2 separate regions of the Homo sapiens genome follow, and region 1 is linked to region 2. Evidence: read pairs that join two places in POLR2A ChIA-PET (ENCODE). Cell type or tissue: GM12878. All regions are shown on one strand.

Evidence for each region. Peaks named below come from ENCODE experiments on the same cell type or tissue, not always from the same donor. Only the 100,000 strongest peaks of a DNase experiment are listed, where the experiment ranks them.
Region 1: POLR2A ChIA-PET joins it to region 2 with 5 read pairs; 4 of 35 experiments call an interaction of 5 or more read pairs at or near these places.

The regions. Positions count from the first base shown.
Region 1 is chr9:132,765,024-132,773,023 of GRCh38, forward strand. All of the region lies in intron 11 of AK8 (adenylate kinase 8), which reads right to left. Among named protein-coding and RNA genes, the nearest start is that of GTF3C4, 99 kb to the left of the region's middle. RefSeq lists enhancers at 4,949-5,008, 5,119-5,413 and a silencer at 5,279-5,578. In GM12878, a CTCF peak has its summit at 3,998; DNase peaks (open chromatin) are centred at 4,028, 4,528 and 5,224; H3K4me3 peaks cover 1,914 bases; H3K27ac peaks cover 1,086 bases.
Region 2 is chr9:132,628,077-132,636,076 of GRCh38, forward strand. It overlaps DDX31 (DEAD-box helicase 31), which reads right to left. Exons shown (of 20, transcript NM_022779.9): 15 at 3,965-4,015; 16 at 2,188-2,327. Among named protein-coding and RNA genes, the nearest start is that of DDX31, 38 kb to the right of the region's middle. In GM12878, no CTCF peak of the experiment used is centred here; no DNase peak of the experiment used is centred here.

The sequences.
Region 1 (8,000 bases), 140 kb after region 2:
GGCTCACGTCTGTAATCCCAGCACTTTGGGAGGCCAAGGCGGGCAGATTGCCTGAGTTCAGGAGTTTGAGACCAGCCTGGGCAACACGGTGAAACCGCATCTCTACTAAAATGCAAAAAATTAGCTGGGCGTGGTGGCACGCACTTGTAGTCCCAGCTACTCGGGAGGCTGAGGCGGGAGAGTTGCTTGAGCCCAGGGGGCGGAGGTTGTAGTGAGCCAAGATCATGCCACTGCATTCCAGCCTGGGCAACAGAGCGAGACTCCATTTCAAAAAAAAAAAAAAAAAAAAAAGAGAATTCACCATAATCATGTGGTGCATCTCAGGGATGCAAAGATGGTTCGATATATGCAAATCAATAAATGCAATAGATCACACCAACAGAATGAAAGACAGAAACCACACGATCATCTTAATAGATGCAGAAAAATCATTTGATAAAATTCAACATCCCTTCTTGATAAAAACCCTTAACAAGCTGGGGACAGTGGTGCACACCTGTAGCCCCAGCTACTCGGGAGGCTGAGGTGGGAGGATCACTTGAGCCCTGGAGTTCAAGACCAGCATGGCCAACATAGCAAGATGAGACCCTGTCTCTAAAATAAACAAGCAAAACAACAACAACAAAACCCTCAACGAACAATGTATAGAAGGAGTATATACCTTAACACAATAAAGCTCATATATATGGCAAACCGATATCTAACTTTATACTGAATAGGAAAAAGTTGAAAGCTTTTCCTCTAATAACTGGAATAAAACAAGTATGCCCACTCTCATCGCTCTTATTCAATACATTACTGTAAGTCCTTGCCAGAGCAATTAGACACAAAAAAGAAATAAAGGTCATCCAAATTGGAAAGGAGGAAGTCAAATTATCCCTGTTTGCAGATAGCATGATTTTGCATATAGGAAACCCTAAAATGCTCTACCAAAAAACTCTTTGAACTGATAAACACATTTAATAAAGTTGCAAAAGACAAAATTAACATACAAAAAATTAGTAGCATTTCTATACACCAAGAATAAACTGGTGGAAAAAGAAATCAAGAAAGCAATCCCAATTACCATTGTTACAAAACAATACCTAAGAATAAATTTTCTTTTTGAGACAGGATCTTGCTCTGTTGCTGAAGCTGGAGTGCAGTGGTGTGATCATGGCAAACTGCAGTCTTAACCTCCCAGGTTCAAGCAATCCTCCCACCTCAGCCTCCTGAGTAGCTGGAACAACAAATGTGCTCCAACATGCCTGGCTGATTTATTTTTATTTTTAGTGGAGATGAGGTCTCTCTGTGTTGCCCAGACTGGTCTCAAACTCCTGGGCTCAAGCAATCCTCCTGCCTTGGCCTCCCAAAATGTTGGAATTACAGGTGTGATCCACTGTGCCTGACCTCCTAAGAATAAATTTAACCAAGGAAGTAAAAGGTCTCTACAAGGAAAGCTATAAAACACTGGTGAAAGAAATTAAAGAGGTCATACACACAAAAATTGGAAAGACATTCCATGTTCATGGATTGGAAGAATTAATATTGTGAAAGTGACCATACTACCAAAAGCAATCTACAGATTCAACATAATCCCTATCAAAATACCAATGAAATTCTTCACAGAAATAGAAAAAAAAAACTTAAAATTTATATGAACTATGGAACATTCCAAATAGCCAAAACAATTTTGAGCAAAAAGAACAAAGCTGGAGGCATCAAATATACTACAAAGCTATAGTAACCAAAATAGTATGGTACTGTCATAAAAACAGACACATAGACCAGTGGAACAGAATAGAAATCCATAAATAAGTCCATGTATTTATAGCCACTGACTTTTGACAAAGGTGCTAAGAACATTCAGTGGAGAAGGGGCAGTCTCTTCAATAAATGGAGCTGGGAAAACTGGATATATCTGCATGCAGAAAAATGAAACTAGATCTCTATCTCTCCTCATAGACAAAAATCAAATCAAAATAGATTGAAGACTTAAACAAAAGGCCCAAACCTATAAAACTACTAAAAGAAAACATGAGGAAACACTTCAGGACATTGGTCTGGGCAAATATTTTTTTGGTAAGAGCTTAAAGGACAGGCAACAAAAACAAAAATAGACAAATGGGGCTTACATCAAGCTAAAAAGCTTCTGCATAGCGAAGGAAACAACAGAGTGAAGAGACAACCTATGGAATCAAAGGAAGTATTTGTAAACTATCCATCCAGACAGAGATTAGCAGTCAGAATACACAGGAACTCAATAGCAAAGCCAATTAAAAAATGGGCAAATGATCTGAATAAACATTTCTCAAAAGAAGATATACGAATGGCCAACAGGCATATGAAAATAAATGTTCAACATCACAAATATCATGGAAATGCAAATTAAAACCACAATTAGATATCATCTCACCCCAGTTAAAATAGCTATTAGCAAAAATTGAAAAAAAAAAGATGCTGGTGAAGATGTGGAGAAAGTGGAATGCTAGTACTTTGTTAGCGGGGCTGTAAATTAGTGCAGCTACTTCGGAAAACAGTATGGAGGTTCTGCAAAAACTAAAAATAGATCTGTCATGTGATCCCACAATTCCACTGTGGGATGTGTATCAAAAAGAAAGAAACTTAGTATATCTAAGAGATATCTGCATGCCCATGTTTACTGCAGCACTACTCACAATAGCCAAGATATGGAATCAACCTAAGTGTCCATCCACGAATTAATGGATAAAGAAAATGTGGTATATATACACAATGAAGTACTATTCAGCCATAAAAAGAATGAAATTCTGTCATTTACAGTAACACAGATGAAACCAGAGGTCATTATGGTAAGTGAAATAAGCCAGGCACAGAAAGAAAAATATGGCATGTTCTCACTCATATGTGGGAGCTAAAAAAGTTGATCTCATGGAGGTAGAGAGTGGAATGATGGTTACCAGAGGCTGGGAGGGGCCAGGGGAGGTGAAGAGAGGTTGGTTACTGGGCAAGAAAATACAGTTAGATAGAAGGAATAAGTTCCAGTGTTTGATAGCACAGTAGGGGGACTATGGTTAACAATAATTTATTGCATATTTCAAAATAGCCAGAAGAGATTTGAAATGTTCCCAAAATAAAGAAATGATAGATGTTTAAGGTGACGGACATCTTAAATATCCTAACATGATCATCGCACGTTATATGCATGTACCGAAATATCACATGTACCCTCATGAATATGTACCATTATTATCTACCAATAAAAAATCAAAATCATTAACTTTTTAATTTTTTTTTTTTTTTGAGACGGAGTTTCGCTCTTGTTGCCCAGGCTGAAGTGCAATGGCGCCATCTCAGCTCATTGCAACCTCCGCCTCCTGGGTTCAAGTGATGCTCCTGCCTCAGTCTCCCAAGTAGCTGGGATTACAGGCATGCGCCACCATGCCCAGCTAATTTTGTATTTTTAGTAGAGACGGGGTTTCTCCATGTTTGTCAGGCTGATCTCAAACTACTGACCTCAGGTGATCTGCCCACCTCAGCCTCCCCAAGTGCTGGGATTACAGGCGTGAGCCACCGTGCCGGCCAACTTTTTAATTGTTTATGCCTTTTGGATCAGCAATTCCATTTCTATGAATTTTCCCCAAGGAAATGATCAAAACATATGCAAAAACAAATACAAATGCATATGTGTGTGTATATATATGAATGCTAGTTGTTGCATTGTAATAGAAAAAACAGGAAACACATGTCTGCTAACAGAGGGTATTTAAATACATTATAATACATCTGGACAGTCTCATGCTATGCAAACACCTAGTGAGCTGTATCTTTATGCAGTGATAGGGAAAGATGTCCATAATATTTTATTAAGTGAAAAAGCAAGTTACAGAAGGATATATGCAAGATTTTATTTGTCGTTAAAAATCTCCATGTTTTAAAACCCACTGGAAGATGAGTCCCAGCCACACCACTGCAAGGCTTCCTTAATTGGTCCAATCATCTATTTATTAGAGTGAGTGCAATACAGTTCCTGCCCGCATGGGGGGAAACAGGCTGGGAGGAGGGCCAGGGGCAAGTAAGTGCTAGGAGGGGAAATGGGAGGGGGCTGGGCGGGCACTGTGGGGAGGGGCAGGGGTTCCCAAGGCAACGTCGAAATCTCCAAATACAGTGGGCCTGACGGGGATGACAGAGAGGCTGAAGAGACAGAGCCGTCCTGCACAGTCCAGGCACCACCCTGCCCTGCCACTGCCTGGCGGGCATCTTGAGCTCCAGACCCTTAGCCTCTCCGGGCCCCCCAGTTTTTTCCGGGTAAGAGACTCGAACTGATGCTCTCTAAGGATTCTTCAAGCTCTGAAATTCTCTGCTGACATTTGCCAGCAGCAAGGTTGACTCGAATCTGAAACCTCTGGGGAAAGTGGGGGCCTCTCCCAGAATGGAACCCTCTCTGAACACTTTCCCGGGAGGGACCTTAGACTGTGCTGCCTGTTGCCAGCGTCGCAGGCAGGAGGAGCGCAGTCACTATGGGTGGGGTGAGTGCATGGGGGAGGGAGTGAAAGAGCAAATGTCCAAGGAAGGGCATAAGAGAAGGGCTCCAGCAAGAATGCAAAGGAAGATTTGTCTAAAATGGCTTTTCAAGGCGGTCATGAGCTTGCCTCTAACCCAGCAAAGCGTGTGGAAGAAACATCGGCAGTGAGGGCTCCCATCTCTCATTTCTCAAAGAGCCGAGACTTTCAGCGAGGCCACTTGCCATTCCTGGTAGGTAATCAGATCGCTGTTAATTAATAAAGCTGTCAGGTGGCTCGTCCTCTCTGGTCATTAGTATCCTTTCAGAAAGAGAATCCTGCCATCACCGCCTTGTCCGCCCCTCCGCTTGCCAGCAATTAACTTAATGCTATGCAAATGAGAGGCTCTTCTCATCATTAGCTTATAGCCACGAATGTTAATCGCATAATTGGGTCTTCAACAGGGTAATTAGACACGATTTCCTCCATTAGTCTTACAAGGCTAATTATTGTTGAGCGGAGAGGGGGACTGCTCCCAGGGCTCCAGGCGAAGAGGGGCATCTGGTTAAAGCGAATTCGGGCGCATCGTCCGCCAGGTAAAAACAGCAGTCGCGATCCATTGTCACAGCCCACTGTCCCCACCCATCGTGGGGACCGGGCTAGGGAGGGAAACGGAACCAGGGGAAGGCCTGGGGGGGTCACACTCGTGCCCCTTGCCTGGGTCCTGGGATGCAGACAACGTGGCATTTAAAAGTGAAAGCGGAAACAAACAGCAGCCCCGCCAGCCCGGGCCCGGAGGCCCAGCCCCGCGCCAAGGGCCACCCCTCGGCGCGCTCAGCTTCCCTGGGCCTCTGCTGCTTCCTCAGTGCCATGAGGACCGCGCTCGATGGCGTCCAGGGGCCTCTGGGTTTGACTTTCATGGCTATGAATCTCGGAATGAATAAAGAGCCCAGAACGCTGGCTGGGGTAGGGGGTGGGGCAGGGGCGAGGGGACACCCTGTGGAGGAGCGGGCTGGGAGCGCGGGGGATGCCCCTCGCCCTGCACGCGCGCCCTGCCCCTGGCTGTAACCTGAGCAGCCCGCGTGAGGGTCAGTGGTGACTTCCGGGATTGAATTGGCTGGGAAGCCGGTCCCATTTCAACAGAGACCTGGGGCAGCGCGGTGGGCAGCGGGCTGGGCCGAGATCGAGACCGGGACAAGGCAGGGAAGAGCGGGATGGGTCGGCCCCTTCAAGGGGAGCCCTGGGGCGCAGTGTGGGGCGGTCTTGCTCCCTGTTGACCCCCATTCCCCCTCCCCTGGATCCAGGAACCCAGTGGGCTCTGGAAGCAGCTGCTGAGTGCACGGCAGACCCCCTGGCATGGGGTTACACCTTCTCTCAGGCCCAGCGGTGTGGGCCTCCCCAGTCAGGGAGATGCTTCCCCCATCTCATCTCAGTGGGGAGGGAGCAGCTGGTGGCCTCGGCAAACGCAGCACAGGAGATGGGAGGGTCTGGCTGAGCAGGGGGCCTCAGGAGGCCTCTGGGAAGCCAGCAGGGCAGGTGTGGACTTAGTGCCAGGGTGACCTGAAGACTCTGCGCTCAGCGGCTCAGAGCACAGGAGTCCAGGGACTCCGTCTCAGTCCGAGTCCGTCTCCACTGCCATGATGTGCTGTGTGATGAGGGCAAGACACTCAGCCTCTTGGAGCCTCAGTTTCCTCAGCTGAAAGGTTCGGGTGATGCACCCTTTCCTGGTCTTGCTGGAAGGACTAGGAGGGAAGAGGTAGGCCAGGTGCACAGCCCAGGGCCTGGCCCTCCTGCCCACAGGAGACAAGAGACTATGGAGGAAAGTGCTATGGCAGATGGTGGTCAGGCTTACACTGTGAGAATTATGTCCCTGTCAACAGAACGGGCCAGGAATCATGCACATGGCAGCCCTCTCTGGATGTTTTTACGAGATTCTGTTTATGAAAATGTGTCGCCTTCCCTGGATCGTACAATCCTCCATCTTTATATGCTTAAGCCCCTACCACAGGCTCTCAATAAGGCCATTAAGGGGTCCTTCATGGACTGAAAGGGCGCCTCTTGTAAAGAAACAAACCCCAAGGTGTCACTTGATTGAAATGTGAAGGCAGAATGAAGGTAAGCTGGAGAGTACTGGGTCTCCATCCATCTAGCATGTTCTGACTGCAATTCCCTTCAAAAGGCTCAAGGCTCCCACCTTGTTATGGCGGTGTGGCTCCATTATGAATGGCCAGGGCCATTGACAAGCAGCGTCGTGTGGTGTGAGGTCACCAGAGGGGAAAGGCTAGGACGGAGCTTCCTTTCAGAGCCTGTGTATCAGTCTGTTTTCACGCTGCTAATAAAAACACACCTGAGACTGGGTAATTTATACAGGAAAGAGGATTAATGGACTGACAGTTCCACATGGCTGGGGAGGCCTCACAATCATGGCGTAAGGCAAGGAGGAGCAAGTCACATCTTATATGGATGGCAGCAGGCAAAGCGAGAGAACTTGTGCAGGGGAACTCCCCCTTAAAAAAACCATCAGATCTCATGAGACTTATTCACTATCACAACAACAGCATGGGAAGGACCTGCCCCCATGATTCAATTACCTCCCACCAGGTCCCTCCCACAACACGTGGGAATTCAAGATGAGATTTGGGTGGGGACACAGCCAAACCATATCACCCCAGAATGCTCCTGCCACCACCATCAATGAGAGGAGTTGCTCTTTGAGAGCTCACTGGGTGTTAGACTCTGGTGATTCCCAAATTTTTCTTCCTGAACTACCAGACTCATAGCCCGCTGCAGATGTTGTTAGGGTTGAATTGTGTTCCACAAAATTCACCTGTGAAGCCCTCACCCCCAGAACCTCAGAAGGTGACTGTATTTGAACACAGGGCCTTTAAAGAGGTGGTTAAGTTAAAAGGGCCCTAAAAGGTGGGCCCCAATCCAATCTGACTGGAGTCCTTCTAAGAGGAGGAAATGTGGACACGCAGAGAGGCACCCAGGGCACACGTGCCATGTGAGGATGCAGTGAGAGGCCTCAGAAGAAACCAAACCTGCTGGCACCTTGATCTTGGGCTTCCAGCCTCCAGGACTCTGAAGAAATAAACTTCTGTTAAGATACCTCATCTATGGTACATTGCTGTGGCAGCCCCAGCAAACCAGTAGATTTCTAAGAGGCATCTCAAGCTTATCATGCCCAAAACTGAGCTAGTGGTCCCTCCTCAACCCCATTCCTCCAGCCTCCTCCTCTGGTCATCACAAGGCCAGTCCATTCTTCCTGCTGCCCCAGCAAGCACCTGAGCTCTCTGCAACGCCTCTCTCTCTCACATGTCCTACATCCAGTGTGATAGCAAATCAATGGTACCAATTCTACCTTCAAAAGACTTCTCACCACCTCCACAGCTACCACCCTGGTCCAGGCCTCTGGCACCTCTCACCTGGATTACTGCCAACAGCCCTATACCTGGCCTCCCAGCTGCTACCTTGTCCCCCTGCCTACAGCCCTTTCTCCACCCACTAGGTATCTTTTTACAACATCAGCGGGATCCCATC
Region 2 (8,000 bases):
ACAGCCAATGTAGGGCCTTTCCTCAAACAGAAATTGGGAAGAACAATGCATGACTGCAACGTAATAACCCAGATTCTGATGTCTGTTTAAGTTGATTACAGTGCACCCACGAGGCAGCAGCAGTCCAGGCCCAGGCCCCTCACAAGTGAGTTTTCAGAGCCGACGCCAGTGAAGTGGGGCTCATGCAAGGACCCTCCCTCCTCACGCAAATGCTCTTCCACCACCCTGCAGAGTTCCTCCCCAAAAGACCTACTTCCTCCTTTCAGAAGAGGTGGCGTTATCACTGAGTTGTCTCCTTTCTAATGCGGGATTAAAAAGGGAGTCACGTAAATGCGGGCACACTATTTTTTCCAGACAAGATCATCACAGCAGATGATGGTATTTGTTATGTCTTTAAAATATACCTGACTCCCTAATACTTCGTGCCTTTGCTAATCACTGTTTTCCCTTCTCAATTTTAGCTTTATATCTGAGCCCTTCATAGCAATCTACTTGAATGTGTTATTAGAGAAAAATGAAGAGAGCAGAGAGAGGCACCTCTGCTGTTAACTCTGGCATTAGACAATTATCATTGGGCTCTGCAACTGCTGTCACTCATTTTTCTTAGGAAGAGGTCATGTTAAAGTGAACGAGCATGGGGGAACATCCAGAGAGCTGCGGCCAGGAAGGAATGGGAAAATGGAATTTGTAGCTCTAGAATGGAAGGAAGAGGAAAAGAAGTGTGAAGCGACTGACAGGCTGTTATGGTGTGGTGACTACATTTTCTATTGTGGGGTTACAACACAAAATTCTGAAGATGCTTTCTGCATGTACACAAATTCCTATGACAGAGAAAAGCAGCCACCAGCAGCATTATGACGGGCTCCCAGCCTGTGAGAACAGGGTCAGGGAGGAAAAGGAAACTGGCTGCGCCAGCGGGCTTGCATTTTACCTTCCCCAGGGTTCCTGGTACACCCGCCCTGGTGGGTGTCAGCCTCGATGCTGAAAGGGCAGCAAAGAGAGGCCAGCCAGCCTCCAGCTGAGGGAGCTCAGAACTCAGCCGGAGAAGCAGCGCTGGGTGAAAAGTGACTGACTGATCTATATGAGACTTCTTTCACTAATAAGATACAATATGCACATCTTCCTTAACAAATAAAAACCACTCTTTCAACTGACAGATTGTGTTAAGATAAAGAACACACTGAAGAAAGGAAAACCCAAACTATTATTTTGGCCCCCTGACATTACAACCAGGAGTAGTTTCCTGCCTCCCCCAACACTGAAGGACACACAGCATGTTTTCTGAATGAGCCTCAGTCCGTAAGTGTTCACACTAACAACCTTGAAAGAGTTTTGAAAAGTCTTACTAGCATGAGAGGCAGAGTTCTGCGGATGGGAGACGGGGCAGGTGTGGTGGGGACAGCCACACACGGCTCCTGCAACTGAGTGGGCTGCACCCCACAACAGGCCCCCAGGCTGCCTGCTAGGATGTTTTCATTCCAATGAAGAACGTAGTGCTTTTTTCTAGCACTGTACTTTAGGGGAGAAAAGTGTTGCAGTTTTATTTGATGTTTTACATAAAACACAGGGCTGGGCAAGGAAAAAGAAATAAGACTATCCCATTTACAGCGAGCTGGGCTGTGTGCTCATGGCACACCAAGTCTAGAATCCAGGGCTTTACGCAGAGGTATGAGGTGCTGAACTGTGACACACAAGATGGCAGCTGAATGTCCTGGCTGTGAGTGTAGTGTGGATTTCAACTGCCTCAAAATCATTTCCCCTGGGTTCATCTTCCTGGGGGAGGGAAATTGTGTGATGAGTAAAAAGCATTATTTCTTTAAAAGACAAATCAACTTTGAAGATACAAACCATTAATTGCAAGAAATAAAAGTTGTGAATAAGAGTCCTTTCAGAAGCTGCGAAGATGGTGCACACTTATCTTGCAGCAGGAGAAACGAAACGCAGCTCTCTAAAAGAAAACCAAGTACAACACATCGTCCTATGACTTAGTCTGGCAACGCAATGAAAACTGTCATGTGCTGAGGATATTAAAGGTTTTAGTTTTTGCCACTGGCTATTCTGGGACTCATTTAGGGATCACAAGGGTTAATGGCTCTTCGTCAGCTTACAAGGCCCATTCACTGTAAAAAGCGACAGAAAGTTAATTAGGTGAGACCAGCCGAAACCCCATTCAGGTTTCTGACTCACTTGATTTTGTGAGAAGCCAACGAGTTGACATATTCTGCCTCCGAAGGAGCCAAAATGAGCAGGCTGCTCCCATGGCAGCCAATCCGGGCGGTTCTTCCAATCCGGTGGATGTATTCTGCAGGTGAAGATGGAGCGTTGTACTAAAAAGGGTAACAAAAATGAAGGCATTCATAGATCAAGGGACTGCCATTAATTGGAAGTGCAATACTCCTCACCTGCCTCCAGGTATCCCAAGAATTAAATCCTGGTGCTATGGTTACCCTAACACAATCACAAGGAGAAGTCACCCAACCCTGAAACTCCTGGCTTCATTGGAAATAACAAGGCTCCGACAAGCAAATGTGAACAGTGGCCAAGTTTCCGATAAACGAGACGTCTTCTCATCCCAGTATCTCCTTTTTAATTTTACTTCTCCACAGGTCTCTTCATTTTCTTATTTGCATCTTTTCACTGTGGTGACTGGATGAGGTGAAAATGTAGGCAGGTGGGGGTAAATTTCTCCAGGATGACCACATGACCTTGGCCTACTTCCTTGGTAGACAAGGCCACAGGGTGAGGTGTCCAGAGGACACTGGAGGGTGTAAGGATGAAGGGGCTCCCTGCTCTGTGGGCAGGGTCTACCTCTGATGCCAGGCCACCAGGAGCAGGCCCCAGGAGCTGGTCCCCACCAGCCTGCAGCAGCCCCACTCAGTCCTTCAGAATGACGGCCATTCTACAGAATGCGGGCAGGTGAGGGGCAGGTTCCCTGCAGGTAGGGACATGCTTCTGCTTGCACGGAGAGCACTGCCAACTCAGAGAAAAGAGCAGACTCTATCACTCATTACAATGGATAATGCAAAGCATTGTATGTTTTCTTTGGCAATAACTTTGTCATCATTAAAGCTAATTGACCATCCACTCATTCTTCCCTATGTTTTCCCTTTGATGCTACACATATCAGAGAGATGAGGGCCAAGGTCAATATAATGTATGGGAGGCTAGGCATATTAAATGAATCAATATTCACAATATAAGCTCTAAATGATCAATTCTGTATGTCTGGCCTCCCATACATTAAAATTGTCATTGCCTTATCTTCAGTTCACTCTGTGGCCAGCAGGAAAGAAGACACAATGCCTCCAGTTCTAAAGTGATCATCTGCAGTGAGCAGATCAGACATCCTGGCCAGTGACAGGCATGCAATCCCACTAAAATGTGAATAAACCATGACTCACGTCAACAGGGCATGTCCCCCAGCCCCGACACAAAAGGGCTTAAAAATACCATTCTGTAGACTAATGAAAAGAAAAAACAAAACTAAAACCACCAGACTCTAGTGCTAACACCTGTACCCTCTGGCAAAGCGTCTAAGGCTAGAGGTATGTGTAAGATGCTGTCAGGAACTTAATTGCTCCCTGCAGGTCAACGTACACGGACACGGCTCTCGGACAGCTGAGCCATCTCCTTCTGGACACAATGAGGCCTCCCAGGGACCGAGGTAATTCCCATTATTTTCAGGTTGTTGAAATTTTGGTTTGTGACACGAATTAGTCTAGAAGCAGGAGAGCCTGCCACCTCCCTCTCGTGAACGCACATTCTGGCTGTTTTGCTGCAGTGGTGAGGTGGGCTGGGTTAAGGAAAGATGTCAGGGGAATTGAACAGATAAGGCTGGTTTGCTGCCTGGTTACCAGGGCAACACCCAAGAGGATAATAATAATTATTCTACTTAAAGCCAATGCATCTACTCATGATCATATATTCCTGCCTAAAGCTTACACCTTAACAACTAAAAAATTACCTGAACAATCCACGTGACTTGAGGGAGATCTAAGCCCCGAGCTGCAACATCCTTTAACAAAGAAAAGAATATGGTTTAACACTGAGTTTCTGAACCTTTCTGGGGTCCTGGATATGTTTGATAATTTAATGCAAACTCTGAGAGTTCACCCGCCCACAGTACATGCACATTCGGGCATACACGTATATGCCCAGTACGTGTACACACACACACACACACACACACACACACACACACACACACACACACACACACACAGTCCTGCATACAACTTCAGGGGGCTCAGGGACCTACTGCAGTCCTCTTGTGGTTAAAAATTCTGATTTAGGGGCAAATTCTACAGAACCCATTGATGAGGGAGTCACAACACCCTTTGCTAAAAGAATCCACAGGTTAGCCTAGGAACTTAAACAGTAATTATCAGTTGTGTAATGTAAAGAACTCTGAACTCTTCTAGCATGTTTTATTGATTTACATTTTATCTGAAAAACCACTTGAGGAACACATTCATGGATTATCACCCCCCGCCCACAACCATGAGCAACGCCTAACAAGCTGGCCTTGAGGTGTGTTCTGGAACATCTCCCCTCAAGGCATTCGCTGTGGGAGTGAAGTGCAAAGTATTTACTTAGGATTTTGCTTTCTGGCCTCAGAGAGCAGCAAGGATCTAGTAACCCCCTACCCCCATCTCTTCAGGTAGCTGGATTAGAATACAGGCCAAGCCCATTAATCGCTTCAAAGATTTAGCTAGATAGCTGAAAAACTATAAAAGCAATGGAGATTTATTTTTTAATTTTATGTATCTTTTCAACTAGTCACCACCCAAAGAGCAAAAATTCTCTACTCTCTCTAGTCTCTCACCATTCTAGCAGACCAGAAAGTGGGAATTTCCCTGACTTTAGCATACATCTGTACTCAGCATTCATTCTTCAAGAATAACAGTCGTAACAAGAGTGTCCCAGCCAACATTTACTGAACACTTACTACCCACCACACACTGCGCTGAGACCTTTACCTGCGTTATCTTGACTAATCCTCAAAACAACTATTACCCCCATCTGACAGATGACAAAACCAAAGTTAAGAGAGATAAAGTATTTTGTTCGGGGACACACAGCTGGGAAGTGGAAATAATCCTCGAATCCAGGTCTGCTTTGCTTTTTCAAGGCCATATTATATTATACCGCATTCCACCATCAAAAATGATCCCATGTCCCTCATATGCTGCTGGTGGGAATCCCTATGGCAGGGAATTGGGTAGTATCTAGCAAAATTACATGTGCATTTGCTCTTGACCCAGAGCAGTATCACTTCTAAAAGTCCACACAAAAAAAGATACACTGACAAAAATACAAAATGATATAGGCATGAGGCCATTCATTTCAGCACTATATATAATTTGTAGATCTAGAAAAAAACTGTCAACCAGCAGAAGACAGGTTCAATAAAATACAGCAATATCTCATATAACAGAGTACTATACAGCTATAAAAAGAACAAAGATTTCTATATACGGATATGGAGACTCTAGGATATATTTTGAGTGTGTCTAGTATGCTTGTGTAAGAAGTTGGGAAAATACAAACATATTTGCTCATATTTCAGTAGGAAATAATGGTGGGAAGAACCCCCAAAGCTTAAAAAAACAGTTATCGCCAGGGGAGGAAAAGAAGAGGAAGGACAGGATAAAGATGGAAGCTACACTTCCTTTAATGAACTTTGATACTTTTGACTCAGACCGAAGTGTATTGGCATAATTTAAAAAGATAAACAGCTGTCACTATAGGAAACACAGAGTATCACTTATGACATATTCTCGCCAAACAAAATAAAACCTGAAACCTAGAACCTAAATCTAATCAAGTCTCTAGATCCAACTACTAGTTTACAGGAAGTATGGGAAAGAGGAACATGTTGAACACCGTGAGGACACAATTAGCCAAATCCTGAATGTAGGGTATTCTAAAAGACAAATGATCTGGTTTCTTCAACAAAAAAGTTAAATAAAGGAGGAGTAACGACACCCAAAACACATTAAATAGGCAGATGGAGAACCAATACCATGATAGAGGCTCACAAAACCACCAACTGTGGTTATCTCTGGACAGAGGGATCTAGGGGGATTTTTACTTTTCTCTTTGTGTTTGGCTTTAACAATGAATTCTTATCATTTCCCCTACAATTTTTATTTAGAAAAATTTAAACCTACAGAAAAGTTAAAAGACTAGTACAATCTAGATGAAGGAGATACAGATGTAACTCCTTTACCTAGATTCTGCCACCACCAGTCTTTGGCCCATCTGTGTTCTATCTACGCATGCCCACGCACACACACACATATGCAAGCACATTTTTCTGAACCATCTGAAAGTAGGTTGCAAACATCATGACAATTTAACCCTAAATACTTTAACACATACCTCCTAAGTAAAAGGACACTGATCTACATAACCACACCACCATTATCACACCTCAGAAATTTAATGCTGAATAGCATTTTCTAATAAACAGTCCATATTCAAATTCTCCAACTGTACCTAAGATGTTTTTTTTTTTTTTTTTTTTTTTTAAAGATGGGGTCTCATTCTGCTGCCCAGGCTGGAGTGCAGTGGCACAATCACTGCTCACTGCAGCCTCAACCTCCTGGGTTCAAGTGATGCTCTGGCCTCGACCTCCTGAGTAGCTGGACGACCAGAGGTAAGTTCCGCCACACCCAGCTAATCTAGACTCTTTCTGCCCAGGCTGGTCTTAAACTCCTGGGCTCAAGCGATCCCCCCATCCCAGCCTCCCAAAGCGTTGGGATTACAGGCAAGAGCCACCACGCCTTAAGATGCCTCTTACAGTTGTTTTTCTTTCCTAAACTAGGATCAGATGGTAGGTCACGCACTCCGTTGTGTCTCTGTAGACTTCCTTAGTTTGGAACCACACCCCTGCCTTTGATTGACTTACTTAGTTTTTCGATGTCTGTCATTTTTTAAGAACATCAAAATGTTCCTGAGGACATCGGACAACTGGATTTGTCTAACTGCTTCCTCATGGTAAGGTTGCGGTTAGGCTTTCTGGCACAAACAACCTCAGGGTGGTGTGTGCTTCCCATGGTTCCATGTCGGGAAACACACTGGGGCAGTCTGTCCTGTATGGGTCCCTCTGTTGAGAAGGTGACTTTCTCCTTCGTAATGAGTAAGTAGCTGGGGAGTTACACTTTGAGACCATGCGAATAGCATGGTCCTGTTTCCTAAAACCTTTCACCCAAGGCTTTTAGCATTTACTGATGGCCCTTGTCTGTACTGTTACCTTGATGACTCTTTAAGTCTATCATTCCTTCCATCCATTTCACAGCTCTGGGATACTTTTGTAAAAACAGCCCACCCCCAACCTACTGTTAAGTATCACAAAGGATTCATATGTACATAGCTTTTTTTTTTTTTTTTTTTTTTGAGATGGAGTCTCGCTCTGTCGCCCAGGCTGGAGTGCAGTGGTCTTGATCTCCTGGACGTCATGATCTGCCCGCCTCGGCCTCCCAAAGTGCTAGGATTACAGGTGTGAGCCACCGTGCCTGGCCTGTACATAGCTTTTTTGAAAAACAATAATACTATGCAAAATTTCTATAAGAAACACACTCCCGGTGGGCGCAGTGGCTCACACCTATAATCCCAGCACTTTGGGGGGCCGAGGTGGGTGAATCACCTGAGGTCAGGAGTTCGAGACCAGCTTGACCAACATGGTGAACCCCATCTCTACTAAAAACACAAAATTAGCCAGGCATGGTGGTGCATGCCTGTAGTCCCAGCTACTTCGGAGACAGAGGCAGGAAAACTGCTTGAACCCGGGAGGTGGAGGGTGCAGTGAGCCAAGATTGCGCCGTTGCACTCCAGCCTGGGCAACAAGAGCAAAACTCTGTCTCAAAAAAAAAGAGAAGAAGAAAAAGAAAAGAAACACACTCCTGCTTCCCCCAGCGTCGGAGGCAGGACTTGAGGGAGACACCATCCCACCATCACTCCCCCAGAAGGACCACTGAGGGTACCTCAGGATTTGT